Linked DNA regions of Mus musculus: regions 1, 3 and 4 are each linked to region 2. Evidence: chromatin loops called from intact Hi-C (ENCODE). Cell type or tissue: gastrocnemius. All regions are shown on one strand. Region 1 overlaps Gm46032 (a long non-coding RNA gene). Region 2 overlaps 1700029H14Rik (RIKEN cDNA 1700029H14 gene). Region 3 overlaps Tmem255b (transmembrane protein 255B). Region 4 overlaps Cfap97d2 (CFAP97 domain containing 2).

What was found. Hi-C counts contacts between places; a loop is a spot of excess contacts. Peaks named below come from ENCODE experiments on the same cell type or tissue, not always from the same donor. Only the 100,000 strongest peaks of a DNase experiment are listed, where the experiment ranks them.
Region 1: a loop joins it to region 2, with 8 times the contacts of the local background. A loop is called at or near these places in 37 of 42 quality-filtered maps.
Region 3: it touches region 2 in a loop (2.4-fold over the local background); 14 of 42 quality-filtered maps call a loop at or near these places.
Region 4: it touches region 2 in a loop (8-fold over the local background); 14 of 42 quality-filtered maps call a loop at or near these places.

The regions. Positions count from the first base shown.
Region 1 is chr8:13,749,485-13,757,484 of GRCm38, reverse strand. The region is part of intron 1 of Gm46032 (a long non-coding RNA gene); the gene reads left to right. Among named protein-coding and RNA genes, the nearest start is that of Cdc16, 4.2 kb to the left of the region's middle. In gastrocnemius, a CTCF peak has its summit at 3,603 (motif pointing right); DNase peaks (open chromatin) are centred at 3,607 and 4,296; H3K4me3 peaks cover 545 bases; H3K27ac peaks cover 425 bases.
Region 2 is chr8:13,548,001-13,556,000 of GRCm38, reverse strand. It overlaps 1700029H14Rik (RIKEN cDNA 1700029H14 gene), which reads left to right. Exons shown (of 9, transcript NM_025601.3): 6 at 12-76; 7 at 1,269-1,347; 8 at 4,169-4,353; 9 at 4,883-5,279. The coding sequence ends at 4,234. Among named protein-coding and RNA genes, the nearest start is that of 1700029H14Rik, 10 kb to the left of the region's middle. In gastrocnemius, CTCF peaks have their summits at 4,855 (motif pointing left) and 7,645 (motif pointing right); DNase peaks (open chromatin) are centred at 4,350, 4,779, 7,047 and 7,618; H3K4me3 peaks cover 490 bases; H3K27ac peaks cover 2,169 bases.
Region 3 is chr8:13,451,666-13,459,665 of GRCm38, reverse strand. It overlaps Tmem255b (transmembrane protein 255B), which reads right to left. Exons shown (of 9, transcript NM_001143671.1): 5 at 5,425-5,505; 6 at 4,452-4,537; 7 at 3,594-3,753; 8 at 2,572-2,715. Among named protein-coding and RNA genes, the nearest start is that of Tmem255b, 20 kb to the right of the region's middle. In gastrocnemius, a CTCF peak has its summit at 4,163 (motif pointing left); DNase peaks (open chromatin) are centred at 4,157 and 4,999; H3K27ac peaks cover 751 bases.
Region 4 is chr8:13,725,121-13,733,120 of GRCm38, reverse strand. The region is part of intron 1 of Cfap97d2 (CFAP97 domain containing 2); the gene reads right to left. All of the region lies in intron 1 of Gm46032 (a long non-coding RNA gene), which reads left to right. Among named protein-coding and RNA genes, the nearest start is that of Cfap97d2, 23 kb to the right of the region's middle. In gastrocnemius, a CTCF peak has its summit at 7,205 (motif pointing right); a DNase peak (open chromatin) is centred at 7,216.

The DNA.
Region 1 (8,000 bases), 200 kb before region 2:
TCCCTACCGGATATTTTTAAGATCGAATTTTTCTCTCTACAGTCCTGGGTGGTCCAGAGCTGTCCCTGGGTACCAGACTGGCCTCTTACTTTCAGACTCCTACACACACACACACACACACACACACACACACACACACAAACACACCTCCTTGGGTGCTGGAAATAAAGAGGTCCATCACCACACAGGGTATTTTGTGTTCTTAAAATTCCATTCTGTGCACTGTGCAGCCTTTTGAAAGTATAGAGACTGGTACCACTCAAATGTTCTGCTCTCACCCCTGTGAGCAGTTGGCTGCATCCTTTTCTGTGAATGACACATATGTATGACAGGGTAATATTTTAAGGACACACACACTTTTCCTGTCTTCTCCATTTGTAGGTAGTGATCCAACCGTACTTATTGACTTGAAGCGGGTGTGTGGTAAGGCATAGTTGACCATATTTACGGCTGTTTTCATTCATTTTACGAATAGAATTGTTTTATAAAGGAAATTTGTGCTGTCACCACAGATGGTAAACATCAAAGACAGGAATTTAATCTTTAAGTCAGATGTTATTCAGAGAGCTAGTTATCTGAGAAAGAAGCGGATTAACATTCTAACACCCCGTCTTTTTATCTCATCTCCAGCCAAGAAAACCTTATAAAGAGCAAACAAAGGCAATTATTCCAAAGTTTAATACTGCCTCTGGTCAAGGGTCAGCCTTACTCCTGAGATTATACTGGTTTGTGTCTCCGTATGTCTCCTGCACTTCTTCCTGTTATTGCTCTGTGCAGCTGGGTTTGCACCGTCCCAGGCTGCCGAGACCTTCATTGTTCCTGGAGAGACACTTGGGACAAACAAACGATTAGCAGTGTGTATGTGTTGAGCTATTTGCAGAATGCATTGCAGGTTTCTTTACGACAGTACGAAGCACAAGTGTATGCTTGCAGAATATTAAGGAGCCCCATCTGCCTCTCCTGTCTGCAGTGAATTTTCCTGAATTGTCTTGAGTTTCCCATGATCTCTCTGTAAAGCCTACAACAACACTATGGAGTTCCTCTTTTCCTTTGTCTTCCCAGATGTAGCGACTACAACATATCCTACCTAGCATATCCTACCTAACATATCCTACCTAGCATATCCTCCTCTGCATCCTTTCTGTACTTTGTCTGTGTGTGTAATTACAAATATATCTCCTCTTCTACAAGCAAGCTGAGAGGTACAATATTTCATTCTGAGACGTGCTTGGCTCACGAGGATACTTTAAATGCTTTTCTTCATCGGAAGCCACCTTGTTCTTTGCGATGTTTTATAGAGTTCTCCAGTCTGTGGCGGTAGGTCCCATGTGACAGAGGAGAGCTATAAATGTGGCCCAAGGGAATAGTATAAACTTCCTTAAAACACTATGAGGTTCGTATGTGGTTTGTTTTGTGTGTAACTCAACTGTGCAGTTCTCTAGGATAAACTTTGTGGCCCAGTGTCAACAACACCTGAATGTTTCTTGTTGTATCCATCAGAGTAGGTTGAGCTATGATGCAATCCCTTTATCTCTTGCCTGAGGGGCTGTGATACTCAAGGACTGGACCACTGCGTGCTCTTAATTGCTCTGGCACAGCAATACTCTTAAGTTTATTTGGGAAGGAGTATCTGGATGTGATTGATTTTGAACCAGCAGAGTAAAGCAGAGGCCCTTCCCAGTATGGATGTGCCTCTACATCCAACCTGTTAAAGACTAACTGGGATAAACCTCAGTCTCTACCTGGCCATTGGGCACGGGATGTCAGTGTCTCCTTGCTGTGGCTCTAGCCTGTGCTCTGGCTGGAACTTATTATCGCTAGCTTTTGCACTAATCACTTTATCACCTGATAAGAAGCAATGTAAGGGGGAAATGGTATACTTTAGCTTACACTTTGATAGGACATTGTCATGGCAGGGAAGGCATGGTGGCTAGGGTGTGAGGGAGCCTGTCACTTTATGTCTGCAGCCAGGAAGCAGAGGGATAAATGACTGCCAGTGCTCAGTTCTAGTACTTTCCTTGTTGATTCAGTCTGAGACTCCAGTATACAGTATGGCTCCACCCACATTCAGGATGAGTCTTCCCTCTTCAGTTAAGTCTTTCTGGGAATATTTTCACAGACATATGAAGAGATCTGTTTCTATGATGATTCTAAGTTCAGACCAGTTGACATCAAGATTAACTACCATGGTTGTCCTGGGTCTCCAGGACCTTGCAGCATCCATCACGGTGTGAACTGATTTCTATCTTCTAATAAGTCTCTTTTCTTACCTCTCTTCTCTCCAACCTCCTCCCTCTTCTTTCACTGGAAAGTCTAAATCCATAGTGACCACTTTCTCCAGGAAGAAGAAGATGAGCTCCCCAAGCTGGAAATATAACTTCTCTTTTCCTTTCAGTGGTAATGGCAAGAACAAGGGGATAGAAACTGATCAGGCCGCTTTAGGGCAGGAACTTCAAAAACCACCAGTTACACTGTGGTCCTTGATTGGAAGGCAAAAGTGCCCTCGTTTGTTTTGGCCAGAGGCCAGAAATGCCAAAAATGTTTGGGCACTGCCCTCGTTTGCTTTTCTGATGCTGTGGTAAACACCATGACCCAAAACAATCTGATGAGATGTCTCAGTTAGGGCTTCCATTGCTGTGATAAAACATCATGACCAAAAGCCACTTGGTGAGAAAAGGGTTTCTTGCATTTTATACGTCCTGATCACGGTCCCTCGTGAAGGGAGTCGGGGCGAGAACTGATACCACGGCCATGGAAGGATGCCGCTTGCTGGCTCGCTCATCCTGCTTTCTTACAGGATCCAGCAGCACCCGCCCAGTGCTAGCACAGCCCTCGGTGAGATGAGTCCTCTCACATCAATCATCAGTCAAGAAAATGCCCCTCCCCAGGCTTGTGAACAGGTCAATCCGATCTAGGCATTTCCTTCTTCCCGAGTGACTATGAACTGTGTCAGGTTGTGAACTGAAGTTTCAGGGGCTCTATGTTGTTGTTAGTTTTTTGTTTGTTTGTGTTTAAGAGTCATGTATTTTTATTTTACATGTATGGGTGCTTTTGACTTCATATATGTTTGTGCACTGTGTGTGCAGTAATCACAGAGACCAGAAGGATATTGGATCCTCCGAAGCTAATTACAAATGGTTGTTAACTGCCAAGTGAAATGGTTTTCTCCCTAATCTGCGACCCTTAAATCCAGTTCCTTGTGTTGTGGTGACCCCCAGCCATGCCTGAGCTGCAGAGTATTTGATATAAGTAACCAATAAGATTACAAAGATATCTAAGCTGGGCAGTGGTGGCACACACCTTTAATCCCAGCATTTGGGAGGCAGAGACAGGCGGATTTCTGAGTTCAAGGTCAGCCTGGTCTACAGAGTGAGTTCCAGGGCAGCCAGGGGTACAGAAAGAAACCATGTCTCAAAACAAAACAAAACAAAACAAAACAAAACAAAACAAAACAAAACAAAACAAAAACAAAAACAAAAACCCAAAGATATCTAACATTTTCTGTCTGCCAGAGTTGTTTTCTTATTATTTTATTTTTATGTACATGGGTGTTTGGCTTTCGCACGGCTATGCCAACATGTGCATGCAGTGCCTACAGAGTCCAGTAGAGGGCACCAAATCCCTTGAAACTAGAGTTAAAGATGGTTGCCAGCCACCCTGTGAGTGCTGAAGTTGCAGCCTGTCTTCTAAAAGAACAGTTTTGTGCTCTCAACTGTGGTGCCATCTCTCCAGCCCCCAATAGTTTTTTTTAAAGCCTTTAAAAAAAAGGCCTAAATAGTGAATTTAGCTTGAAATATAATCCCTTAATAAGAGAATCATGTTGACATTTCCTAGGTATGCTTGAAATTCATTACTTGAGTGTTTTATTCTGTCCAGCCAGGCCTTCCAGTTGTCCTCACTTATTAAAAGCTTTATGGCAAACACAAGTCAAGTGAAATCACATCTTGGAAGCACTTAATTACTTAGTTTATCTTTTCTTTTCCTGATCTCCATAGTGGCCACCAGTTCATTGAGACCATTGTAACATTTGACTAGATTAGATACAACTAAACTTCTGAATATTTCATTATAAAATCGCTACATTACCTTGGCTATTCTGGAACTCACTATATAGACCAGACTGGCCTCAGAATCACCTGCTTCTGCTGGGATTAAAAGTGTTTGTCTCCACACTTGGCCCCATATCAAAAGTTTTAAAGTTCTCCAAATAGTAACAACACCCACACAAGAATGCCATCCCAGTTCCTTCCCAAGTTCCATTCTGTTAGGCGTTCCTGCCATCCTGGGGGGGGGCACCAGCCTAGTCTGCAAGCCTTTGAACGAGGGGGCTACCCTCAGCTCGACTTCATGTTCTCCTGGAACACTGTTGACAGCAGACCACGGGTTCCTGACTGTAGTAAAATCTCTACCAATAGGACATTATAGCTAACAACACAGGAATGTCAGCCTGAGCCTTGTGTGTTAGCAGGCAGCTTCCTTTTGTCTCCATGCTTCTTAGGGACAATGACCTGGTGGGGTGACTGCAGCTGTCTATACAGGAGAAATTCTGTTGGGCTACGGGAGCCCTGGGAGTTTACCAATCTCTTCATTCTTCTGCCATTCTGATACTGCATGCCAATGGAACTGCAACAGTGCCTGAGCAAGGCACGCTGTCTAGATATACCATCTATCATACACAGTGCCTTCCTTGCTGCAAAAGGTTCCTTTTATGCTATCGGTAGGCCATGAAGATTGCTATATACATGCTCTCAGAACACGTTATGAAGACAGCCAGTTCGGTTGACTATCCCTGAGGTCGTCTCAGTGCAAAAGCAAGCAGAAATACATTTTTGTTAGTTTTCTTTGGTCTTGCTTTTATCTTTTTGTTTGTTTACCTTGTTACTCAAAGCAAATGAACAGAGTGACACCAAGCCTAGGCAAGCAGATGTGTGCTTTGTTACCAGCTTGGCGTCAATAGTCTTGATTCTGATGCCAAATTCAGGAAAGCACTTTGTGACATAAGGTGTTCTTACCCATCCTTTCTCCTGCAGGTTTTAGTCTTACACTCTGCTCCTCTCCAGGGGGGTGACAGAAGAGCCACAAAATCCACAGCCACACAGAATAAAAAACATGGAAGCTTTTCAGAGGGCTGGCTTATGAGCCATGTGACATAGATAGGAAATTGTGTGTGTATGTGTGTGTGTGTTAGTAAGAGAGGAACAAGAGAAATGAAAAACTGAAGGGTTATTTGTGTCGGTCAAAGGAGGGAGTGGCCAAACACCCAGTGCATCCTGAGGACAGAAGAAAAGAAGACTTGGCTGGGACAGAGAGAGTGAGGTCAAGTTCTTTTTTTTTTTTAAAGATTTATTTTATTAATATATGTAAGTACACTGTAGCTGTCTTCAGACACTCCAGAAGAGGGAGTCAGATCTTGTTGCGGATGGTTGTGAGCCACCATGTGGTTGCTGGGATTTGAACTCTGGACCTTCGGAAGAGCAGTCAGGTGCTCTTACCCACTGAGCCATCTCACCAGCCCGAGGTCAAGTTCTTAGGCCCACACTGAGAAGTTCCCTGCAGTGATGAGTCAATGCACGAAACAAATGATTGACTCTGGGAAATTAGGATGTTTAGAGCACTGGATGTTTTATGCCAAGAGATTATAGATGGATAGAAACCAGTGCTAACGATGGTAAGAAATAAATATATGGGAATAAATGTATGGGAACATACAGACCTTCCCACAGACACTATACACACACAGATCACACACACAGCAGAGACCCTCCACAGACACTATACACACTGCTCACACATAGCAGAGACCCTCCAATACACTATACAATACACAGGTCACAACAGCAGAGAGCCTCCACAGACACTATGCACACACTGATTCTCCCCAGATATGGTACGAACCACTGATCAAACAGACTACACCTCATAAATACTGTGCCACACTCATAGATCACACCACATATATACTCCCTCACAGACAACACACACACACCATATAGATGATTCCCCACCAATACCACAGCACACATAAGGGTCATGCACACCACCAAGACTCCCATACATATATGCCATACCACACATACCACAGAGATGTCCCCCCAGGTAGAGTATTGCCCCATGATCATAGATACCCCTCCACAGATACTACATGCTGATCACACACACCATATCACAAAGACAACCCCCAGACACCACACTACACTACACTCTGATCACAAAGACATCCCCTGGATGCCACCCAACACTTGCTGATCACACATATAACAAAGATACTTCTTATTGACACCACTCAGTATGCACTATTCCCACACAACACAAAGATACCCCCTATAGACCCTATACCACATACATTGGTCATCCGTGAAGATAATCCCTGCTCCCATGCTGATCACAAACATCACAAACATATATGCCCCCCACAGACACCAAGCCACACAGGCTGTCACACACACCACAAAGACCTTCACTCAGAGATCCATGACATACATCACACCACACACATGTATCACAGGGATGCCCCTCCACAGATATGGTGTGACCCCCTGATTGATTAAGGCTCTGACAAATATTCCTCCCTCCACAGAGATGGTACAGCCCATTAATAACACACATTATAAATATACTCTACAGAGATACAGTACTAGGCACTGATCATACACAGCCCAAAGAGACACACACAGAGTTACTACACTATACATACTAATCTCACACATCACATACCAGAGAGACCTCCACATACACAGGGACTGTACTACTACTGATTACACATACACACACACCCCACCACCACCACCACTACCACCACATAACAACCCTTACATACAAACAACCATACTATGAGCACACACATCACTCAGCATATAGACACTACCAAAATACCATACCACACACAGGTCACACATACCATATGCCACAGAGTCAAAACACACAAATATCGTACTAGTTATTGATCGTCTATACTGACCACACAGATATTCCTTAGATACCACACTGTATACACTGATCATACAAATCCATATGCTATCCAGACACCCCTCCCAGATACCACACTACACACACTAATAACATTTCCCCTAGATACTATGCCATGCACATTGATCATACACACCACAGCTATACCCCCAGATACTATACTTTATACACTTCTGCACCCCCATATCCTAAAGAGACACTCCCACAGACACTATACTATACAAAATGATTATACACATCACAGACTATCCTGCATAGTTATATGTCAACTTGACACAAGCTGGAGTCACTGGTAAGTACTGAACCTTGATTAAGAAAACAAACACCTGCATAAGATGGGGCTATAGGCAAGTCTATAGGGCATTTTCTTAATTAGTGATTGATGGGGGAGGGCTCAGTTTATTGTGGGTGAGATCATCCCTGGTCTTGGGTTCTAAAAGAAATCAGACTAAGTAAGCCATAAGGAACGAACCAGTAAGTAGCAGTCCTCCATGGCCTCTGGATCAGCTCCTGTCTCCAGGTTCCTGCCCTGTCTGTGTTTCTGTTCTGACTTCCTTCAGAAATGAACAGTGATGTGGAAGTGTAAGCTAAATAAACCCGTTCCTCCCCAACTTGCTTTTGACCATGGTGTTTCATCATAGCAATAGTAGCCCTAAGGCAAGTTGGTATCAGGAGTGGGGTTTTGTTTTGACAGACTTGAGTGTGTTATTTTGGGGAGGATTATGGGCTTTGGAAATTTGATAGAAAAGGCACGAGTGTTGAGAACTTAGTGAGCTGTTCTATAGGAGCTTGGAAGATGAGACTCTTGAGAGCAATGCAGATGATGGAGGCCTGGCTTGTCAAGCTTCAAAGGGGGAGTTTAAAGGTTCCAATGGGGCCATTTTGTTATTTTGAATTAAGATTCTGTGGTTCTGGTTAGCTGGGGCTGAAGAATCCTCTGTGATTAACAAGGTCCCAGAACTACTGATGGAAAACCTTGCACTTAGCTGGGATACACGATCTTGGTTAGCTGGAGGTGAGAAATTAGCGGTGAT
Region 2 (8,000 bases):
TGCCTCCCCAGGTCATCACCTGTGCCATCAAAGAAGAGAAGAGGCTCCCCAACATAGGAGACTTGTCTGAAGATGAGTAAGTATTGTGGAGGGCCGGCCCTACTTGAATAAATGAATGAATGGGGGTGCTTATCCAGAGTGACATCCCCACCACCAACTCCTATGGTGGCAGCACCGTGCCTCCTGCCTTCCCTCCACCCCCCGAAACCATGCATAAGCCAAGTGATTCGGGGGGGGGGTCAGAGAGGCTAAAGAACAAGGAACAGCACAGTAATCTTTCTCAGAGCTGGGGGACACATTTACCAGGAGCCACATTTCACTCCACCACCAAACTACAACTCGTCATCCCATCCGCCAGCAAAGCAACCGAGAAGGAGAAGGGAAAGGTTGTGGCGTCAGGGTCTCCAGCTTGGGGTTGAGCTAGAGAAACCTGGGTTGGAAAGGCCCTGCACCCATAGATGCCATCAGGGAGAGGACAGCCCTTCACAGCTGGGTTTAGCCCTCCAAGGCTTTGCACACTGGTGGACCAGCAAAGCTTCAAGACTCCCTGAGTTCCAGAGCCATTAGCCACAAAGAAGGGCATTGGGTTCCAAGGACTCGCCTGCCTCTGGACCATGAATACAGTTTACTTCATTTCTAACAACACAGAGAACTACAACACAGAGAAATACAAAGAACACAATAGCAGCTGCTCAAATTCCCACCTTTCAGAATTAGTGGCTTTGTTAGTATGTTGCCTCTCTTAGACTGGATGTGTAAAACTGACATGTGGTCTCCAAGGAACTGACACCGTGAGCAGGAAAGGGGAGGAGTTTCAGAATCACCCCTAAGCCAACCTTATAGAACCAAGACACTGCTGGGTGGGACAATTGTTGATCTCATCCTCAGACCCAGGCTGGGTTTGTGCAGGCTAGCGGGTGCCTTCTAGATCACAAGCCAGGGCTATACAGAGAAACCCTGTCTCGAAAAACCAAAAAAAAAAAAAAAAGAGTCCCTTTAGCCAGAGGATAGGAGGACCTAGGTACCCAAAGGACAAAAATCAGTAGCTAGCTGTGAAATCTGGTCTGAATGACACAAGTTGACTGGGGCGTGGGGAAAGGGAAGGGGGGGTGGCGCATAAACATCATGTCCCTGGGACTTGGTAGAGTGGGAGCTATGGGGTTTGAGAGAGCAATCTGGAGAGCCTGGGGTGGGGGCTGCTAGCTAGGAGGTTGGCACATTACAGGGCAGGGAGTGGGTTCTTACTTCCTCATGCTTTTGACCTCCAGGATAAGGACCAGCTGGGTATGCTGCATCCCGTACCACACAAAGAAGAAGGCAAAGGAAAACTCCAGTGCTTTGGAGAAGGTAGTGGAGGCCTGGAGGGCAAAGAAGGGTGGGGCTCTGCGCAGCTAGGGCTCCAGGGGTCATGTGCTCACTCCAGATCCCCTCTGACCCGTTCCCTGGGGTTCCCATTTGCATCTTGTAAGATTAGTCATAGCTGAGAGGAAGGCCAGTGATGCCATGAAGCAGAGATAGATCCCTAGTCTGTTGTATCCTGAGGATGCTCAGGGGGCATGAGCACCATCCAGGTGTGCTCTTGGCTACCAGAGGCATGATGAGATGCTGTTTGTAGAGGCAGGGGGGTGACTATGACAGACTCCTGTCAGTAATAGTGGGTAATGTTGGTATGCCCCAGTCCTAGCCTGCAGGTCCTGAAAACAATACCTAGAAGCAGCAGTTGGCCCAAATACATAGTGGAACACAATGCTCTGAGGAAGGTGGGTGGCAAGGTCCCTGTAGGGTAAGTTCCAGGGATGCCCAGCAGCCTGGTCACCCTCTGTGCTTGTCGCTGGAGAAAGCTAAGTCCAGCATTCCCATATGACCCTCATCACGGGGACTCCTACCTTTGGATCTGACTGTGGTCATGTGCTCCCAGCCCAGAGAAGTCGGCCCTTCACTGAGTGTAGGAAGGTGTGATATAATGCCCGGTCTTCTCATTTACCCAGCATCCCTAACAGAGAAACAGGTTAAACGTGCAAGGATAACATGGTTCCAGGGATGTTGTTCAGTCAGTGCTTGAGGCCTCCTGTAACAAACCCCAAGCCCTGACAAGTTGGGGAAGGGCCTGTCAGCGCCAGTCACAGCTGTCTTCCCAACCTGGTGCTAGAACCACCTTCTTTCTTGGCAGTCACCACAGCCATGGTCCTGAGGGAGAGGTGCCAGGGTGTCAGGGCCTCTGGAATATCTAGACATTTTGACCTGCAGACAGGGAGCTCAAGTTCCCTGGGGACCCTGCTTAAAACTGATGCACAGAGTTAGGAGCCAGGACAGCAATGTGGGAGCAGAAGGTAGATGGGACACTTCTCACTTTTTTAACCAGTTGGATGAGAGACACTGCCACAGTCCATCAGTTGCAACGCATGTGGCCTCTATCTACTTCATCCTAAGGGTGGGCCTAGCTTCCCTCTCATGAGACATGTTCCAGAGAACTCTCATATGCTCAACATTCATACAGGTATGTTCCCATGTACATAGAGCACACATGTACACAGCCATGTGAGTATGTGGGGCTGTGCTCCTCAGATCCTCATACACATACCACACACATATGCCCACACATTGTACATTCATATGTATAATAGAGTGCACACATATTCACACTTGCATGTATATTCCTAGTGCACACACCCCTTACATAGCACATAAATGTATGGGGTCACATATACACATAGGCACACAGAGCATGAGATACCTGGAAGTCAAAGGTCAGAGGTCACAGGCCACAGACGAGTACTTTGTATGTGTCTCTTCCGTTTCCTTTGGGACACATGGAGAATAGGGTGAGAGTTGAGGTCATTTAGCTATAGAAGATTTCTAGAGCTGCAGACTCTCAGAGTGAGAGTCTTGAAGGACTTCCTTTCCAGGGAGGCCACACTCTAGGTAGAGGGGGGAGGGAGGCCCATCCATCAATTTCCACCTAGACCCCTAGCTCAAAGGGTAATTCTTTCCCCATTCGCTGGCAATAATGGGCCCAGATGGGCCTCTGAGTGGGTCTATATGGTAAACTGAGGCAATGCTTTGGGCCCACTATGTGGTTTTGAATCAGGTCCATTCTCCAGATGCCAACAACAAGACGGGTACCCAAGGTCACTTGAGGACAAACAGCTGGTTGGCCCCTCTGTCAGGATGGAAGAGGAGGCCTTGGCCATTGCTTTTAGACTCTTGCCATCAGCATGAGTCTGTCTACCTGTCTGTCTTTGGTGGGTGTGTCTGGATAGCAGTTCTGTGTTGGCCACAGCCAGGCACCTGGGTAGGAGAACCCTTAGGTTAAATCTCAGCAATATGATTGCTTCTGCGAGTCTTTGTCAAGGGTCCCAGCATCTTCCAGTTCCAGGGACTGATATCAGATTGAAGAAATATTTGGGGTTTTGGTTCTGAGCATTCCCACGTGCCTGAGAGCTAGCTCACACTCTCCTGTCTCTATGCACCTATCTCTCTGTGCACAGTCTCAGAGCCTACGGCTTCTGAGCATTATTTGCCCCATCAAAGAAGGGGTCTGAGCCGGGCAGTGGTGGTGCACGCCTTTAATCCCAGCACTTGGGAGGCAGAGGCAGGAGGATTTCTGAGTCAAGGCCAGCCTGGTCTACAGAGTGAGTTCCAGGACAACCTGGGATACACAGAGAAACCATGTCTCAGAAAAAGAGGTCCGGGCAGGAGCTGCTCAGAGCACTTGGCAGCTCAGCACCCAGGAAGAAGGAGGTGATCATCTATGTGCTGAGGACTCGGGGTCAGGGCAGGAGCTCAGTTATACTTAGGCAGCAGCCAATTTTACTGGAAGGATAAAACAGACCTGGAGCTTGAGGGACAAAGGGTGCCTGCCTTATGTCCACATGTCCATGGGCAACCAAAGACACTAGGCCCATTCACCAGTGGGCTTTCTTGTTACTGCTTACAATGGCCAGAGGCTGTTGAAGGATGCCTACCATTATGATCCAGCACAGCTGCTTGGCTCCCCAGATCCAAGTAATGTTGGAATTCGGGGAGGGCTGACAACCCAGTTTCTAGGGTTCTCCATCCCACTACCTGGTGTTTTCCAGGAGCTTCAGTGACTCAGACCCCAAAGACCCCATCGTCTTTGGGCCCAATCATTCCAGCCAGAGCACTAACACAAGCTTGACCCTAATAGAACCATCAGTCATCTCAGGACAAGACCCCTCTGACTCAGCCGCTAGTAGAGCTCTCTGGGGACTAAAGGAAGACAGCCTAGGCCTGGAATGGCTCCATGATCCCCGCCATGGGCAGGGCCAGAGTGACAGCACCCAACGGATACCCAAGGCAAGAGACCCTCTTCCAATCCAAGGCCAATCACAGGTAAGGTGACAGACGACGGTGAATTCATCTTCCAGCAGATGGTCACTGCAGAGAGCGGGAACAGGGACCTCTGCTCAGGTCACGAGTAGATTGTGTTACGTGTCCCGTCCACATTGCCCCTGAGGAGATCGGGTAGCACAGGGACCAAGTTGGTGTCCCCATGGGCCCTGCCTACAGTGGAACAGACTACTTTGATACTACTTATTTTATCTACAAAGAGTTTCGTAAAAAATGGACTTTGGGTAAGTATTAGGCAAGTTTAGTTAAGACATGAAGACAGGAGACTGAGGGAGCTGAGAGGCAGAGGGGAGGGTGCCCTGTGCTCTGCACCAGTCTCTTCCTTCACTTCTGCAGAGTACACACTTTGGCAGCCAGCCAGCCTTCCCACAATTCCCCTCTATCCTCCACCCACATTGCTGCTGCCCCCATAGGCTTATTGGTCCAAACACCAGGACTGAGCAGTGGCCACTTTCGCCTGTCTGATGGTGCCCTCTGGTGGTTCAGATTCTCCAAACAACTCTGCTTTCAGCCCTAGGAACCAACTCTTCAGGACCAGCAGGCACTCCCGCTTCCTGGCTATCACAGAACTTAAGAGCCAGCTAATTGTTCACTAAAGGAAACAACACAATATGAACACATCGCTGGAGTTACAATGTCGTATGTAGACAACTTCCAGGCCACAGCTGGAGAGGAGAGGGGACAAAGTCACCTCAGAACTGGTCCTCCCTGCACCCACATCCTTAGACCTCAGGTCCTGGGCCACAGTCCTCCTTAGTACCTCTACTGGAAGCCTAGTTCTCTCAGGATGCTTGGGTAGGTGAACTCCCCAGTCACCTTCCCATGTGACCCCTCAATCACCTTTCCATGTGACCCCACATAACACCAATCAAAGCAAAACAATTCCTCAAACATCTGAGGCCTAAGTACCTGGACTCATCAAGGACATGGTAGCCATAGTGAGTCCACTGAATGGAGGGTGGGGTGGCTGAAGCTTGACCTTCATGGGCTTCTGGGGTTGCCATGGTCACAAGAAGGCTTAGGATGGGGTGAGAGGGTCTGCTGCCTCCCCCACCCAGAGCAACGTCCTATTGGGTTCATAACTGACGGGAGTTCAGGATATGTGCCTGCAGAGAACCCAAGCTGGGTCCAGGTTCCAGGATGGTCCTGATGGAATTCAGGCTCACGTTTGAAAGGCTGAGAAAGTCCTAGGGCCACTGGGCAGCTCGTCCTTTGTGGCAGGAAGTTGCTTAGAAGAGTTAACTGGTGCATCTACAGACATAGTATCATGGGTGGCTGCTTTGATAGACAGATGGGCTCTAATAAGCACTCTAGCCCATGAGGCGGAGTCTGGGCGGTCCCCTCTTACAGGTGTAGAGGAATGGGAAGTTCCCAGGCAGTCAGACTGTGTTACTCCCTACTGTGAGGCTGAAGTGGCGAGGAGTCTTGCATAGCCGGAAAGAGCATGCAACTTTAGGGACATGAAAAGGTGTAGCCTAGTATGGTCCATTTGATGTCCTGGAGTCTGGCAACCTGTAAGCTTCATGGGAAATAAGAATGGCACCCATCATTCTCCTGGGTAGGGACACCTGGGGAGTTTGCTAGGGAGTTAGGGGTGCACTGAGGCTCCAGTAGGTGGGTCTTATCTGAATTCCAACAACTTTCTCAGCATCTTCCCTGTGTGAGCTTAGCTTTGGGGGACATTTTCAGAGCTCAGCACCCTGTGACCGCAGCTGACAAAAGTGACCTGTGGCATCAGGAGCCTCCCCAGGGGCGAGCAAATGTTCTATAAGGTTAAGACAAGCTGTCTCAGTGAAGGAGCCCCCAGTTTCAGCCATCTTGTTTGGGTCTAACAAAGCTTAAGGCATCTTCAAGGGTGACCCCTGCTTTACAGATGGAGAAACTGAGGCACAGGGAGAGGACAGGAAGCTGAGGCAGAGCCCAGAGATTGAGCAGCACTGGGGTGGAGATACATCCTCACGGGGTACCGACAGGCTCTCCCCACCCCTTCTCCTGAGTTGATGATCTTTCAAGACAACTTGGGCCCCTCTCATAACCCATCCAGTCCTGGGGAAAGATCTAGCTCTTCTCTCAGCGCCCATGATGGGGAAGACTTCCTTCTCCAAGGGCCTCCATCCCACATTCAAGAACCCTTGCTTCCAAAGAAACCTCGCCCATGAAACTAGTGCCCCTCCCAACCCAACGCATCTGTTCCCAGGGAGTCCCTGTCTACTCTACCAGCTCATTTTCTAGGGCTAACAGTGCCATCCTTCGGGTTCCTATCTGTGGCCTCAACTAGCCTGAGGCTAAAGAGTTCAGCCTCGGCATAGCCCCAGGCTGTCTGAGGGTGGATGAGAGGGCATAAGTCCCTGGGGAAACACCAAGCTCTCAAGGTTGAGCCACTTCACAACACAGTTCCATATCTGGTCAGTCTGACTGTGAGCTCAGTCTTCCACCTTCGTCTCCTACCCCACCCCCGGCATCCAGGCAACTTGGCAACAAAGTTCCCCAAGTCCCGTGTCTGTCTGTCCCTGGGAAAGAGGGGAGCCTCCGGATTGAGAGCCGCCTCAGGGAAAGTCCCCAGTCAGCGGCTCTGCAGAACCAGGTTGTGGGGCAGGCCCAGGCATGCTGAGACATGCCTGCATGCAGCTCTCCCAGAGCTGCTCTCTCCACAAGCCTGCCTGCCTCGCCTCCCACTCGGGTCCTCTGAGGACTGGCTGGCTGATCCTCCCGAGTTTGCTGCCAAGTTTCCTGCCTGAGGTGGGAACAGTCACAGATTCCAGGAACAAAAAGGGGACCTGAAATGCTAGTTAGACCTAGAATGGACAGGAGTTAGAGGAAGCCCGAGCCGCAGAACTCACCACCCTGCAGGGTACCCGCCAGGGCTTGAGGGTCACGACTCTGCAGGTCCTTACGTTAGCCTGGCTCAGCATCTGCTTAGTATGGCTTGTAGTTTCCCAAGTAACCAGGAGAAGGTAATTTTTCTTTCCAGATATGGAGGGATGTGTCTCACAGCTGGCTTTGTGAAATGCTGTTCCGTCTCCCCCACCCCCCCCCCCCACCCCAGTCTGCAGCTCAGACACTCTGACTGGGAAACACCTTGAATGTCTGCAGCCAAGAACATGATTAGTGTTTTAGGCCAAACATCCACTGACAGGATGGCCACAGTGAGCAGGGTGAACCGACAAGGACGTCACTCCATGCATGCATGGGGGTCAAGGGATACTAGGTCCTTCCTTGGTCCCACAACCTCCGGCTGGCAGATGGAGAGCAGGGAGCCCAGCAGCTATAGACTCTAGGTGGCACTGTCCTCCAGGAAGGGGGTCCCCTGAACTCTCTGTTTGCCATGAGTGTGCTACCCCAGGAACACAGTGAAAGATCTCAGTTTTGAGATTGGGACACCCTGACATGGAATGTTCTTTTGGGCAAGAAGTTTATTAAAATTAACATCATGGATATAGGACAGGGGATCTAAAGAAAGCCACTGACATGGGTGTTGGCGACAGAACTCAACTCCTCTGCAAGGATCCTCTCTATGCGTTTCTAATGGCTGAGCCATCTTTCCAGACCTTATTCCAATCTTACTTACAAATACCTTCAAATTACACATTACATATCACTCACTGAACATATCGCTATCATGTAGAAGT
Region 3 (8,000 bases), 96 kb after region 2:
TGCTGCCCCAGAACTGCCATTCAAGCTAACCTCTGCTGTCATTCTGGGCAAGCTGCTGGGTTAGGCATGGCCCCAATGTTTGCAGGCTGCTAATGACTTCAACAGGACACTTAAAATATCTCCTTCGGTCTCTGTTGGTCTGTAGAAACAGCATTCGTTCCATTGTTCCGAGGGAACACATGGCTCATCCGATATGCCAGTTTCTACAGAAATCTGACTGCTAAACATATATGCAATTGTACTCTCACACTTGCCACCATGAAAAGCTGCTCAGCCCAGAGGGCGGGGTCTCGGCCCAGAGAGCTGGGTCTAAGCCCTCCTCTTGGAGGAAGGGAAGCCTCCTTTCTGAAAACACAAAGGTCCCAGAAGGTAGGAGACGAGCAAGTGTCCATGGAACCTGGCAGGTCATCTTCTAGGTTCCCAAAAGTGTATCTGTGGTGATGGACTGTCTCTTATGTGCCACCACAGGGGGTGGGGGGTAATTTGTCCTTTTCCATGTGGAACAGGGAAGAACACCACATGGGGAGTCTCACATCCCATGAGAACAGGCCGGCAGCTCTCCACAGCTGTCCATTCTTCCTTAGGCCAGGCCTTCGAGACTGAGAGGCAGGAGGGCACCAGGACAGACTCCAGGCAGGAGGAAATGGAACCACACCTTCTGCATTGTTCATCATCCCCTGTGGAGCATCAGGTATTCATTCTGCCTGCACCGGCTGTGCTCTGGAATTGTGTTCATGGCATCTATGGGACTTCGTGGGTCTCTGTGTCCAAAGGCAGGCAGAGCAGCTAAGGGAACCCTATCAGGGCTACCAAGAGTAGCAACTAACAGTCTTGCATGTGGATTTGACAAAAAGCCAGGAGAACAGAGCAGGGTTTCAGGACGAGCTGCAGCCCGAGGTGAGAGCATCCTTCCTGAGGTGGAGACCAGGGAGATCCTCTCAAAGCCAAAACAGAAGTTCCATCAAAAGGCAGAGGCCTTGGAGCTGCAGCTGCTTCTGCTGGTGCCACCTGCCCTTGGAGTCACCACCAGGACCATCTCCTTCCCTGACCCTAGACATAGCTGCCTCCAGTGTTCCAGAGAGGAGAGAGTCAGTTCCAAGCCAGACTTTATCCCAAAAGGCCTTATGTCCCCTGATTAGGGGGTCCCTGTGGCTCCAGCAGATGAAGGTCCAGTTCCCTTTTGGGAAGCCCCACTAGCACCACCTGGGGATGTCACACTGAGAAACCAGACCCGTTCCCCAACATTGCAATGACCCACTGTAGCAGCCCTTCTCCAGAGCCTAAAGGACCCAAGCAGTTCAGCAGTTCCAGCCCCAGCTTCGTCTCTAGGCAACCAGAGGAAACTGAGGTACAGAGAAAAGGGGTGGGGTGAGACAGCAATACAGTGACCTCTCTGAGTCTGGAGCACCAGTGATCCCTGGAAAACAGAAACTACACTTTAAGGTCCCAGACACTGGGGGTTCCCACGCCTTCTTCCAGCTCTGTATGCTGTCAGTCCCCACTTCACAAATGTGGACCCCCGATGGTCACAAGACTCCCAAGTGCTGCTCACACATGGTCACAATGTTGGGTCAGTCCTAGGACTCTGGCAGCTCTTTCTATCCGAGATGGTCAGAGGTAGACATTCATGTCCTCCCCAAAGTGTCATTTTGCTTGGCAAGGCCTTGTACTTCGTGTCAGTATGGCTCATTAGACAGAGGTCTCCTGGGGGACATACCTGAGGACCTGTGACTTCAAAATAAATGATTTCATCCCATACAGCAGGCCCACAGGTCAAAGAGACTCAATTCAACATTTACTCAGCACAGCTCTGGGCATCTCATGACTGCCTCTGCTGGTGCTGTAAGACAAGCCACCTACCAGCCAGGCTGCAGGCCCGCCAGGCAGATGAGCAGGCATCGCTCCACTTAGAAAGGTCTGTCTAGACCTGGGATCTCAGTCTCCCCACAGGAGACACTGGGCAGCAGTTACAGATGATGCATTTGTCACGACGAGGGGTCTCGACAGGACATAGCTAACTAAAACACAAGCCAGGAGGCTCTCAAACCCCACAAGTCCACAATGGCAGGTCCAAGTCAGTACAGTACACTGGACAACTGGGGCCATCTTACCCACGGCCAGCAGAGCTTCACGGGACATGAACAAGCCAAAGCCAAGAATGGGAATAGGAGAGGCAAAGCCCTATTCAAACAGGATCTCGCAGACCACCTCCCCTGAGGTTCGCAGGGCCCGCAGCACTGGGCACATGAGCCCTATGGGATCGACACCTTTGTTGGCAAGTACCTGGCTCCATGTAGAACACTCACTGGTGTACAAGTATTCAGAACCCAGGCATCTGTTGGCGTCTTAAGTCCCCCGTACCAGTATGATAGCTAAAGTAATCAGCTTCTGAAATAACTCTCTCATGAGCCGTGAACAGCAATGAGCCTCGAAAATGGCGTGACCCAGCCCGTAAGGGTCCCCTTCCTTCCCCATTACTAACTATATCAAAGTCCACCCATCTCTACCTGCAGCCCTACCCTGCCTACCTGGAAGCCCACAGAAACAACACCAACGTCACAGCACACCTACCTGTAGCGGCAGAGGGTAGGAGGAACAGGTTGGCACACCCATAGACGGAGGACACAGGCCGGTGTAGGCGAGAATCTGCTGTGCAGGGTTATAGAGAATCTGAGGTGGCGGTGACGGGCCATAGGCCAGCTGAGACAGAGGGACCTGTGGAGAGAGACAGGGGCATGACCACCTAACCCTCACAGCCACTCGAGGGAGTATTCAGCCCTGCACCTGGCCTCCTGAGGAACCCTGACCCAAGCCACGAAGAGTAGGCCTGTCTTCTCTTCATGACCTCACAGAAAGGCCCAGCATCCTCTGCACATGGGCTCTAGACTGGAGTCACCACCTGGAGCTGCCACCTGAAGAGGCAGCCTGATAGAGCCCAGGGACCAGACTGAGGGAATTCGGGAGGTGCCAAGACATCCCCTAGCAACAAGAAACCTGAGAAGGAAGAGTTGAGCAGTGGTTCTAGGGTGGTAGTGAACAGAGCAACCAAGGGCCAATGCCCCTGGGACCACAGGACAAGCAAAACAAGAATGGCCCAGGCAGTGGTTTACAGCCCTGTGGACTTGGAAGGAACCCTAAAGGGTTTCCCATGGGCCCTGAGAGGACAAAGGGGAGGCTCTACCAGTGATGTAAGGCTAGGGCTCAAGGGCAGATCCAATAGGGCTGGCTCAGAGAGAAGGAGGTAGGGGTAGATTTCGGGTTTCTCATTCAGCTTGTTAAAATGGGGTCCAAGCCCTACTCAGAACCACCCCAACCAGGCAGCCATGAACCCCACAGTGACAGAGTGACATTTTTCTCTTAGATGGCAACAAGGTCTTCCTGCCTAAGTGGGTGGGAGAAGATTCACCCAGCGGGTTGTCAGGTGCTGTATCCAGAACCAGTGATTGGTGGTCCTAGTTGCCACCTGACGTGCAGGTGACTTGGGAGTTTGGATCCTCCTTCATTGAGGGAACCACTGGGCTCTCCTGAAGGGGAAGGCCCTGAACTCTGGGCTAGGGCTGACCGGCTGGAAACACACAGAAGCCATCACTCACCATGTCCTTGAAGGCCCCTAGGACTGCAGCTGTGACAATGCCCAGGCACAGGCCCAATACGTTCAGCACTGTGGATACCCAGAGCAGCCGGTACAGGTGGACCACGTCCTGGCAGCTACGCACGCCCACAAACTCATAGTAGGCAGGCGAGGGCTCAGTGCTGTAGGAGGGAGAATAGTTACTGCCCTCATTGCTAGACCATGGCCAGGTGACAGGACAAACCCTGGGGTTCCCAGTACCCGAGGCCACTGGCTCTAATAGTGCTGGTCTCCTCTTACACAGGTGAAAATGTCAGTTAGACAAGTTAGAGACCTCTGCTTCTCTATGGACTGGCCAGGGAAGCTCCACCAGACCTCACAGTGAGGCATCAGATGGGCACAGGATGTCCCAAATTACTAGCTCTGGGCCTCTAATGGCCAACTGGGACAGTGGCTGAGTTACCCTCCATGCCAGAATAGTAACCAAGCATTTTTTGTGTTTTCAGTTCTCCACGTGTATCCCAAGCTGTAGGTGGTTCTCTGCTCTGAGAGGAATAGCCCACAGCTGGAATGTGCTGGCTGCCACCTGGTGGCCAACTGTGGTCCTCCCTGGACCTTCAGGTACTTCCATACACTGGGCACCCTTGGATGGAAACCCAACCACTCCGAGGACCCACCCATCATTGTGATGCTGAAACAAGATCCAGAGGGAAGAAGCAGGAAATGCAAGTGGGTACAGGAAGGAAGAAATGGGGCCCCTCTAGCTCACAGACAGATGTCCTGTGCAGGGTCTTTCTTGTGCTCATGCACATGCATGTGTGTGTTTACATGTTGGGCATGTTTACATGTGTGTGTACACAGACTCCTAATGCAGCCTTACCTCCCACAGGCGTAGAGGTCGCAGCAGTAGCACGTGTTGCTCCTCACCTTCAACTGGCATCGACCATTCAAAGAGTAGCAGGTGACCTGGGGTAGAGTGACAGCCAGGCTCATACCTTATCCTACACAGGCAATCGGCAGCCTGTGTCCAAGACCTTCTCCTGCCCAGGAGCAGAGCTTCATTGCCAGGACCTTCACTGACCCGTGATAGGGTGGGACAGGGTGGGACTGGGTGGGTGAGGCAGAGCAAGACTAGGCAGGGCAGGACAACATGAGACTGGACAGGACTAGGCAGAGCAGAGCAGAACTGAGCAGGGCAGGGCTGGCAGAATCTCACCCCATCCCCCACAATATACAACAGCTCTTTTCTGGACTGCCCAGCCCTTCTGCCAGTCTGAAGACCCCAGAACATATCGATAAGAGAATCTGTGACCCATTTGCCTTCCTGATTCCTGCCTCGCCCTGGCCTGGGCAGTTGGTGTGAGCAGCCTTGTTCAGCTGAGCCAACAAATCTCCACAGCACTGGTGCAGAGCATCTGCCCACTGAACCACACTGCCAGTGCCCACCTGGGCCGGTCTCACGGGTCAGCTGCTGTGTGTGTGCTTGCTCTTCCTGGCATCTCACTCAAGAGTGAGGTCATACTTCAGCTGCCCCGGCCCAGAGAGCCAGAGAATCCCTTGAACACTGCACATGTGTTACCCCAGTGTTTCATGGCAGTGATTAAGTTAGTGAAAATGCTAATGGGAATGCTAATTAGCCAAGAAGGGCTGGGGAGATGAATCGTAACACTGTGCTAACACTGTGTCAAAGAGGAAGGCATGCAGCTGTGATCCCAGAGAGAACCCCAAGCATTGAACTCTCAAGGTCAGCTCCTGGCTCTCAATGCCTTCATATGCATACAGCAGAAGGTCTGTGTGAATTAATACAGCCATTTTAACTAGACACAGAAGGGGGATGCGCAAGGCATGCTCACCTCTGTCTGATAGACGTCATACAAGTACCCAGCCCCACTGGAGTAAAACTGGCATCTTCCCGCACTGAGAGGCCTTGGCTCCTAAAGAAATAAATGTAGATCGGTCAGACTGGTCATCCCCAACCAGGAATGGCCATTTCAGACTTGCCTTCCATGGACTGGGGCAGAACTGAGGCCACACGAGTTACTGCTTGCCATAGCAATTGTGTGTGGAGTCCACAGGGGAAAGGATTACAGACACCCTCCACCTGTCTGCTGGGCAGACATGGGCACAAGGACAAGGGCTTGGTGATGAATGGGCCAAGGGGTGTTCTACACCTCGCCAGGGGCACCAGGCTTCTGTCTTTCTAAAAGTAAAGCGAATTTCTCTTTCTAGGAAGGGACAAGGAAGATTTGGACTGATTCATTCATCCATCCTAAGTACCCATGTATTCATCCAATCACTCAGTCATCTATGCATCATCATCCATCATCCATGCATCTAGCCATTCAATCACCTATGTATCTGATCACTCAAACACCTATGCATCCAGCCATTCAATCAGCCATGCATCCAGTCACCAATCACCTATGCATCTAGTTACTCAACTCACCTATGCATCCAATCACTCAATCACCTATGCATCCGGTCATTCACCAATCACCTCTGCATCTGGTCACTCAATCACTTATGCATCCAGCCATCCAATCATCCCTGCATCCTTCCATCTGCCATGCGCCACCACTTGACATAAGCTCATCAATGTCTTATCTCACCATGTTCCCACCCCTGTGTTTCCAACAGTCATGGAACTGACTAGTGTTGAACCATGAGGAAGCCAAGGTAAGCCAGAGCTGTAGGTGAGTGAAGAGGGCAGATTAATGAGCAGGCAGTTGCTAAGGCAGCAGAGAGACAGCGGGTTCTGGGACTTGTAGAGTGTCATAAAGCCATACAATCTGTAAATGCACCTTTGGGGTCTTTACTATGCATCAGTGACATTTCTCAAAGCACTACTTCTGACCTAAGAGGAGTCTAGAAACCACCAGTAATGCTGGCAGCAAAGACAGGCATGAGAACCAGACAGCATAGAGCACAGCACCTGTGTGCCAGGCTTGGCGTGGATGGGTCAGTGGGAGGCGCTGGCCCCAGGTAGTACATGACGGGAACAGGTGGGATAGCGGCACAGAGCAGGAGGCTATAGTGGAGCTGAGAGCTGGCTCACACACTCTGAGGATGCTTCAGGGATGCCAGAATTACTTGGCCTCCATCACAAAATGGCAAGACACGGATCTTTCCCCCAGGGGACTTTTCAGGGAGAGATGATGGTGTGAAGTGGGAGTCTTCACACCATCCTCCTGCAGGATGGCAGCTTGGTGTGCATCTGCATGGTACCAACTCTCAATGACACTGGTCACTCTTCAGAGGCCCAAGACTGACCCATCAAGCTGCATAAGCAGGTGCACAGGGATGGGTATAAGTGGTGGGCATTGATAGATGGGCATACTCAGATGGATAAAGACAGATCGGTCTCCTAGGCTCTTCTCATCAATGAAGCCAGAAAGGATGAGTGATGTCCTCTCACACCTGTGGCTGCAGACAGGTGAATATGTGCCTGGAGTCAGAAGTTTTTAGAAGGTGACTTCTCTCAGCCAAGTGCTGAAGAGCTGCAAGGTTATACACTACCCAGGGACAGAATCTCAAGGCAAGGTTGGTACATACCTTGGGGAGCACTATAGTCTATATGCAGATGGCCAGATGCCTAAACACCCAGCTGTAGGTACTGGGGGAGCTACACATGCTTGTACACTCACTCATACACTGTGTTCATACATGCAAATACACATGCAAAGAATTCCCACCAGGTTATAATGGTGCATATAAAGTCACTCCACTATGTTATAATAGTGTTCCTCATGCCTCATGAGCACACCATGCCATAGCATGCTACATTCATCTCCTGTGTCACGGGACATCACACCACACCACACCATAGCATAGTACATATCATTCAGATCACATTGTACATTTGTCCCACTACACATCACAACATGTCATATCACATCACGTCCTCTGACATCACTGTGCATGTATTCTCTTCCAGCCACTGTATCACAGTGCACACATGTTCTACTGGGCCTTTTATATCATGCCATATCACGTCACAGCACGTGTCACAGCATAGTCTGTCACGTGACACCCTGGATGTACTTGTTTCTGAATTGTTTCCATCTCCTTCCCTAGGCCAGAACCCTGGCTGTTTCATCATTTGTCTGTGGCACCAGGGGGCCTGCCTGACCCTGCAGCAGTTAAACAGGTGAGTAAGCATGACTGTTCACTGTGGGGGCAAAGTTCAGATTGGCTACCAATGAAATGCAAACACGAGCAGTGTCATCTTCGTCTCCTCCTCCTCCTCCTTTTCATAACTACCTCACTAGTAGGACTGTCTATATCCTCTTAAAGTCCTTTTATAGATAAGGAGGTTTCTATTTTTTATATAAGTAGCCCCACATTAAGTAACAATCTTTGAAGAGAGACCATGAAACTGTGCACATACACAAGAGCAGAGTCTGAGATTTCATGGTGTGTTAAGTGTGAA
Region 4 (8,000 bases), 180 kb before region 2:
AGTTCATGACCAGGCCAGGCAATGGTGGAACACACCTTTAATCCCAGCACTTGGGAGGCAGAGGCAGGCAGATTTCTGAGTTTGAGGTCAGCCTGGTCTACAGAGTGAGTTCCAGGACAGCCAGGGCTACACAGAGAAACCCTGTCTCAAAAAACAAACAAACAAACAAAAAAAGACTTTGTAACCTGGCAGACATGAAATTAAGAAATTAAACTACTCCAAGTGGTATGAAGGCTAAAGGCAATGCTTTTGTGCTGGGGGGGGGGCAACACAAAATTCTTGGGACAATTTAGAAAATGGACCATGAAGTACCAACATCACATACTTGAAAACTGTACTGTTTTTATGAAAGACAATGGTTTTTGCTCTTGGGAAATACATAGATACTAAGAGATAAAATGTGTACTGTACTCTCTTAAATTGCTTCTTTTTTTATGTGTGAAAGAGAGGAGGGGAGGGGAGGGGAGGGGGGAGGAGAGGAGAGGAGAGGCGGAGAAACTAGAGAGTATATTAATTACCCAGCATGTTTCTAGAACAAAATGCATGAAAAGAGCCAACTTAAGGGTCTCTTTTGGCTCGCAGCAGATGTTGCAGTGATCACGATGGTGAAGACGGTGGCAAGAGCTTGCAGCAGCTGGCCACACTGCAGCCACACTCAAAGTGAACTCCTGCCCATGGAATGGCGCTGCCCACATAGAGGGTCTGCCTTCCTCACCTCAACTGACCAACAAATCTAGAAACTCTCACAAATATGCACAAACATTTGTTCCCAAGGTGACTCTAAACCCTATCATGTTGGTCCTCAAGATTATCCATCACATAGACCCAGGGATGGAGACGTGAGCAGAGATACATGGGTTTCGTATTATTTCTAAGATGGTGTGATGGTTCCTATATGCTCGACCCAAGGAGTGGCACCATTAGAAGGTGTGGCCCTGTTGGAATAGGTGTGTCTCTGTGGGTGGGGGCTTTAAGACCCTCATCCTAGCTGCCTGGAAGCCAGTATTCTGCTAGCAGCCTTCAGATGAAGATGTAGACCTCTCAGCTCAGCCTGCACCAACCCTGCCTGGACGCTGCCATGCTCCCATCTTGATGATAATGGACTGAACCTCTGAACCTGTAAGCCAGATCCAATTAAATGTTGTCCTTATGAGAGTTACCTTGGTCATGGTGTCTGTTCACAGCAGTAAAACCCTAACTAAGACAGATGGCTCTCTAAACCTGGTGCTATTTTAGAACATAAAGGTTGGTTGTCCTACTGATCCATCCCACTCTTCTCCCAGCAGGTCACGTGCACCCATTGCTCTGGGATCTACTTCTCACTGTGAGTGAACTTTAACCAACTCATTATTTTATTTGGTGTTTCAAACATATGGAGAGTCAGATACCATTGCTCTAGCATTCAGAAGGCAGGGCAGGTCGTAGGCCAGCCTGGTCTACACAGGAAATTCAGGGTCACCCAGGGCTGCACAGTGAATGTGACTGTCATTCTGCTTAACCCCTCTTGGAGTTATTTTAAACCTTTGTATAAAACCTTAAACAATAGGCCAGGCCTGATGGTGCATGCTAATCCAGGAGGGTTGCAAGTTTGAGACCAGCCTAGGCAACTTGGTGACACATTGTCTCAAAAAGGGAGCGGAGCTGAAGCTATAGCTCAGTGGTGGAGAACGTGCCTAGTATGTACAAGTCCCGGGTTCGATCTTCAGTACAGGAAAAAAAAATCGACCATAGGAAGTGTTGTGATTAATGAAGCTGCCTAGGGCGGGCACCCCTGCAATGCAGCACAGCCTGATCCCTATCCAGCGTCTCTCTGTTCACTCTTCCTGCCCTTTGCCTCATCTGAGCTCATCCCGGAAGCCAGCAGGATGTGTTCCACGCCTAGGTGTTTCAGCACACACATGCATGCACACACAGTCACATGCACACATACACATAGGCACACAGGCAGACACACATAGGCACACAGGCTGATGCACACACATAGGCACACAGGCTGATGCACATACACACACACACACACACACACACACACACACACACACACACAGAGTTTCAATACCACAAACACACAACATTCAAACACCATCCACACTCCCTTTCTCTTCCCTCTTCCTTCTCCTCCTCCATCTCTTCTCTTCCTTCTTGACTTACGACAAGTAAGACGATCCAATCAGTAATCAGCAGATATCTTCCTTACATTTCTTGAAAGGTCGTTTGCCCCGGGAAAATGAGTCATTTGGTCTATAGTTTCCCCATCTGAGTTTTTACAATAGTATTGCTTGATATCTCCTATGAATTGTCAGTCACAATTTCAAATTCAATTTTCCCCTTTGGTAAGAATAAAACATAGACGGCCGTATGACATTTCATCATAAGGAGCAGAAGTCTGCGTGCATGCCTCCCTCCTTCTTCCTCCCTCCCTCTCTCTCTCTCTTGTGTGTGTGCGTGTGTATATGTGAGCACAAGTGTGTGTGTGTGTGTGTGTGTGTCTTTATACACATACACATGGAGGCCAGAGTCAGTATCAGGTGTCTTCCTTTATTGCTCTTGATTCTTCAATCGAGAGTCTCTCTCTCTCAGACTGGTGCTCACCGATTGTTTTGATAGGCTGGCTGTCCAGGGAGTCCCAGGGATTGACCTGTCCCCCAGTGCCCATCCCCACGTGGCATGCACTGCCACGCCCAGCTTTCTGCATAGGTTCTAGAGACGCAGACTCAGGTCCTCAGGCCTCCACACAGCGCTTCATCCACTGAGCCATTCATCTCCCCAGCACTGCTTTTCTTGTGACGTCAGAAACAGTGAAGAATCGCAGGGGTGTTGGCACTTGCCTGGGGTCAGAGCAGTGGGTCACTTTGCTTTTACCTCTGAGATTCTCCTACAGAGGCAAACGTCATCTTCACAGGATGGATCGCTAGTTCTCTTCATTTATTCCACCTTCATTTTTTCCACCTTTTGAAACAGAGTCTTTCTATGTAGGTCAGTGTGGTCTTGAACTCATGATTCTCTTATGTGCTGGGATCGTGGGGGTGCACCACCATGCATAGCTTATTTACAAATTTGTGTATGTGTGTTAGATGTGTGTGTGCATATTTACATTTGTACATGCGTGTAGGAGTGAGCACACATAAATATGTACATGTGGAAGTCAGAGGTCAATGTCAAATGTCTTCCTTTATTGCTTTTCATATATGTACATGTCTATCTATCTATCTATCTATCTATCTATCTATCCTCTCTGTAGCTTTTTGAGAAAGGATTTCTCACTGATTGGCTACACTGGCTGGAGAACAAGCCCTCAAGATGCTCGGCCTCTGAGGTCTCCTCAGCGCTAGGATGATGGGTGGGAGCCATCAGGCCTAGATTCTTCTGTGGTTGCTGAGGTTCTAAGCCCGGGTCTTCTTGCTTGTGTAGCAAGCCCTTTACTTCCGGAGCCATCTTCTCAGCCCCTTACTTACTGAATTTTAAAATAACACTTAATGTGTTTCAGTCTGTCATGAGGTTCAGTGGGGCATGGGATTGCCCCTTGGCCCTGGAGCCCTCTGTCTCTAATGACCTTGGGTGTGTCCTTCCCTTCCAGAATGGTGAGGCAGTAGGGCTATCTTTTGAATCTCTAGCTCACCACAAAGTTAACATGTCTATAGCTGATTATAGTGGGAAAGGGCTTGCAGAGACAACAGTCCAGGCATCCTCGTGTAGATGGTTCACATTGGAGATGGTATTTCCTGCTTGTGTGGTGCACACTGCACATGCCTGCCGTGGTGCACGCTGTGTGCATACGTGCTGTGGTGCACACTGCCCACATGCCTGCTGTGGGGGACACTGTGCCGTATTACTAGGTTAGAACAACATTCCTTCTAGAGAGCCACCCTAACCTCAGCCTACACCTTCTTATAGGATGATGTGTTCAGCAAATGTCAGCAGGGCCACCTCTCCCCCTAAACACACGCCTCCGCTAATACCCTCCCTTTATATTACTGTTTTGTCGCTGTGAAGGAATAAGGAACTGATTTTAGAGGCCTCTGGACTATGTCTTCTCAGTGTGACTAGGAATGAGGTGCATCAGTGCTCAGCTTAATTTCACTCTCAATAGTTGGGAACACCGTTTGGATTTGCTTTGCTTTGTAGAATGTAAGATATTTACACAGTTCCAAAGCCAAAGATGCCCCAAACAGCTTTTTAAAAGAGGCATGGATGGACTCCAGAGATGCCTCAGCAGTTAAGAGCACAGACTGCTCTTTCAGAGGCACGGTCTGAGTTCAATCCCTAGCAACCACCTGGTGGCTCACAACCATTTGTAATGGGATTGATATACTCTTCTGGTGTCTAAAGATGGTGACAGTGTACTCACACACACTAAAAGTAAGTAAGTAAATAAATAAATAACTCTTTAAAAAAAAGAGAGACCTGAGTTCTCTCAACTCTGTTCTCCTCTCATTAGTAATTCTTCCAGTGTTATATTTATTTTCATATTAAAAACATCAAGTCATATAGAGCATGCCTACACTAACTTCACAGTATGTGTGCATCCAAACATTTGCACACATTTTTGCCTGTTTCATCCACACTATCAACAAATTGTATGCCCCACCGTCTTTCATGAAACACCAGGGATCAGTCGTTTTTTTTGTTACTAGAATTAAATACTTGAGGATGAGTACTTTATAAAGAAAAGAGGTTTATTTTGCTTTGCAGTCCTGGTTCATCTGATGCTGGCCTTCTCAACAGCCAAGTCCCAGCAGATGCAGGGATATGGGAAGAGATAAAATTGATGTATGAAAATGTATGTATGTATGTGCATGTGTGCACACATTTACATGTTTTCTGGTCTCTCATCCACCCATCATTTTCTTTCTTTCTTTCTTTCTTTCTTTCTTTCTTTCTTTCTTTCTTTCTTCCTTTCTATCTATCTATCAATCTACCTATCTATCAATAATCTGTTTATTATCATCTATCTCCATGTAGAGATGGAAACAATATTCATGTCTGCCAGGCAGGAGCTCCACTATAAAGACAATCATCTTTAAACCATCCCTCTGTTTTTATTAAGCCCCCAGGACTCAGACCTGGGGTGCCATCCTGAGGGCCTTGTCTAATCCAAATCACCCCCCCATGGGCTTCACCCCAAACATCATAGTAGCTCAAGTTTCCACCCTCACAATGTATGTGCCTCGTGATGGGGCTTAAATTTCAGCACAAGCCACAACAGACTACATTCCAGAAATTAACGGCATGTCACAGTAGCACGTGGAGAAGTCTCTTTGTCCTTATTCAACTGTATACGAGTCATTATGTGTAAAGCATCTTATTGACCCAGCTGCCCATTGAAGAATATCTGAAATGGCTCCAATTTTGCTTTTACAAAGAAAAGCCTGCAATTAACATCTTTCGCAATTTGCCTTTGTGGATTTGCCAGTGTATCTGGAGTTGGGATTGCTAGGGTAAAGGCTAAACATGTGCGCAACTTTATGAGGTATTGCTCAGTTCCCCTGGGGCTCTGCCTCTCTCACACAGCCCGGCACGATGGTGGTCCTGTCCCCAGAGCACAGCCAGGTCCTCACCAGGCTCAGACTTGAGGAACAGTACTAGTGAGAGAGCAAGCTCGGCTTGCATGTCTTTATTATTAGTGAAGTCAACGATCTTTTTTATAGGCTAAAAGCTACTTAAAACTCTCCCGAAAGCTGGTTTTTCTGCATTGCTCATCTATCTTTGCTTTCCAGTCTTTTTTTTTTTTTTTTTTTTTTTTTTTTTTTTTTTTTGGTTTTTTGAGACAGGGTTTCTCTGTATAGCCCTGACTGTCCTGGAACTCACTCTGTAGACCAGGCTGGCCTCGAACTCAGAAATCCACCTGCCTCTGCCTCCCGAGTGCTGGGATTAAAAGCGTGCGCCACCACCGCCCAGCTGCTTTCCAGTCTTAAAGCCTACTTACATATGAGTATGAGCTTTTGTGGTGTAACGTGCAATAATTTTCCTTCACTTACACTTGCTTTCCCTCCCAACAATAGTTTATGCCATGCTATTACCTTTTTATTATTATATAAAGTTTATCAATCTCCCTTCTTTTTCAAAGGGTTTTGGATTATGGTTAGCATATTTTTCTACTACGGTTCTATAGAGTAATTTTTGTGTTTTCTACTAATTGCAAAGATAATTTTAAATACCTTTGTACTTTTTTTTTTTGAGTTAGGATCTTACTGTGTAGCTCTGACTGTACTGAAACTCACTCTGTAGACCAGGCTGGCCTTGAACTCTGCCTCTGCCTCCCAAATGCTGGTATTAAAGGTGTGCACTACCATGTCTAGCTACATTTTTTTTTTTTTAGGTAGAATCTTACTATGAAGCTTGATGGCCTTGAAACCTTGATCTTCCTCTTAGCCCCAGAGTGCAGGCATGCGTTACCACACTCATGTGCATTTTTATACTTAACGCTATAATCCTTCTGGAATTTATCTTAGTATAGAGTGTGATTGCAAGCCCCCAAAATCTAGATGGATGTTCTAATCCCAGGAGGTGAGTGTAGAGACAGGGTCCCCTGGAGGAGCGTGGATCTGAATGAAGCATGGGAGGTCAGAACCCGGAATGGGACAAAAGGATCCCATTGGTTCTCTCTGTCCAGTGAGTGAGGTGTGCTCTATGCAACTCACGAAGCCACCCTTACCGAGAACTGAACCCTGACAGCAACTTTGACCCTAGACTCTTAGTGCACACACCTCTGAGAAATAAATCTCTGCTACTAGAACAGTCTAGTTCAGTATTCCCATGGCAGCTTGGGCTCAGCCAGCAAGAAGACACCCAGGTTTATCTTTTGTGTATAAGCAACATCCTAGCACTCAGCGCCACTTGTCTGAGATGCTGCTGTTGCTGGGACCTGAATACTTGAGTCCTCCAAATTTATATGTTGTAATATTAACCCCTAGCAGCAGGGATGGAGTCTTTGGGAGTGATGAGATTCTGGGGCAGATCCTCTAAATGGGATAAATGGCAGAAGAGATCTTGGTGAGAGGGACTAGGGGAAGACACCATCTATAAAAATGGCCATGGCACTCCATCCATGTTGGGAAACTTATTCCTCAGTGTAGAGCAAGGAGGTAACCCTGTGTGCAGGTGTAGCCTTGGAGATGAATTTGCAGTTGCTGTACAAAGGTTTGTGTCAAAGATGTCCTCTTCTTCACTCCTCATGAAAGGGCACAAGGCTTGGACTTCAGTCTTGTGCTTCTACCACCAGGGGGCACTGCAATAAGCTCTATCTACCTATCTTTTATAATATATAGTATGATATATTAATATACAATATATAAATATACATTATAAAATGTAATATTATATTTATTATATATGTCTATGCATAATTTTATACTTTATTTTTATTGTGTTTATAATATTTATAGGATATGTATCTAATTTTCATTTATATACTATTATTTATATAATATGTATCTAATTTATTTAATGTCTATAATATTTATATACTATGATTTATATAATAGTTATAAAATTCATAATACAGTATATTATATAATATATCTCCTATTATATACATATATTATATTATATATTATATACATATCTAAAATGTAATATTGTAGATAATATATAATTATATATATTAATACATTAATATTATATGATACATATTATATTATCTATAATATGTACATTTATAATTAGTATTAAATAACTTGTATAATTTAAATTATACATAAAGGGATATTTATATAGTATATAAATATATATTAAATACTTTATATATAATTTAAATAACAAACATATAGTATAACATTATGTTATATAATTATATATTGCATACAATATACATTATATTATGTATATTATATATTTATCATTTTACATATAATTTATATATAGATTTAGATACTTTATACAAATATATGATACACTTATCTATTTATATATTTAAATATATAATATATTTATATAAATATATTTATATATAACATATAATTATATATAGTATATAATATATATTAGGCTGGGAGCAAACA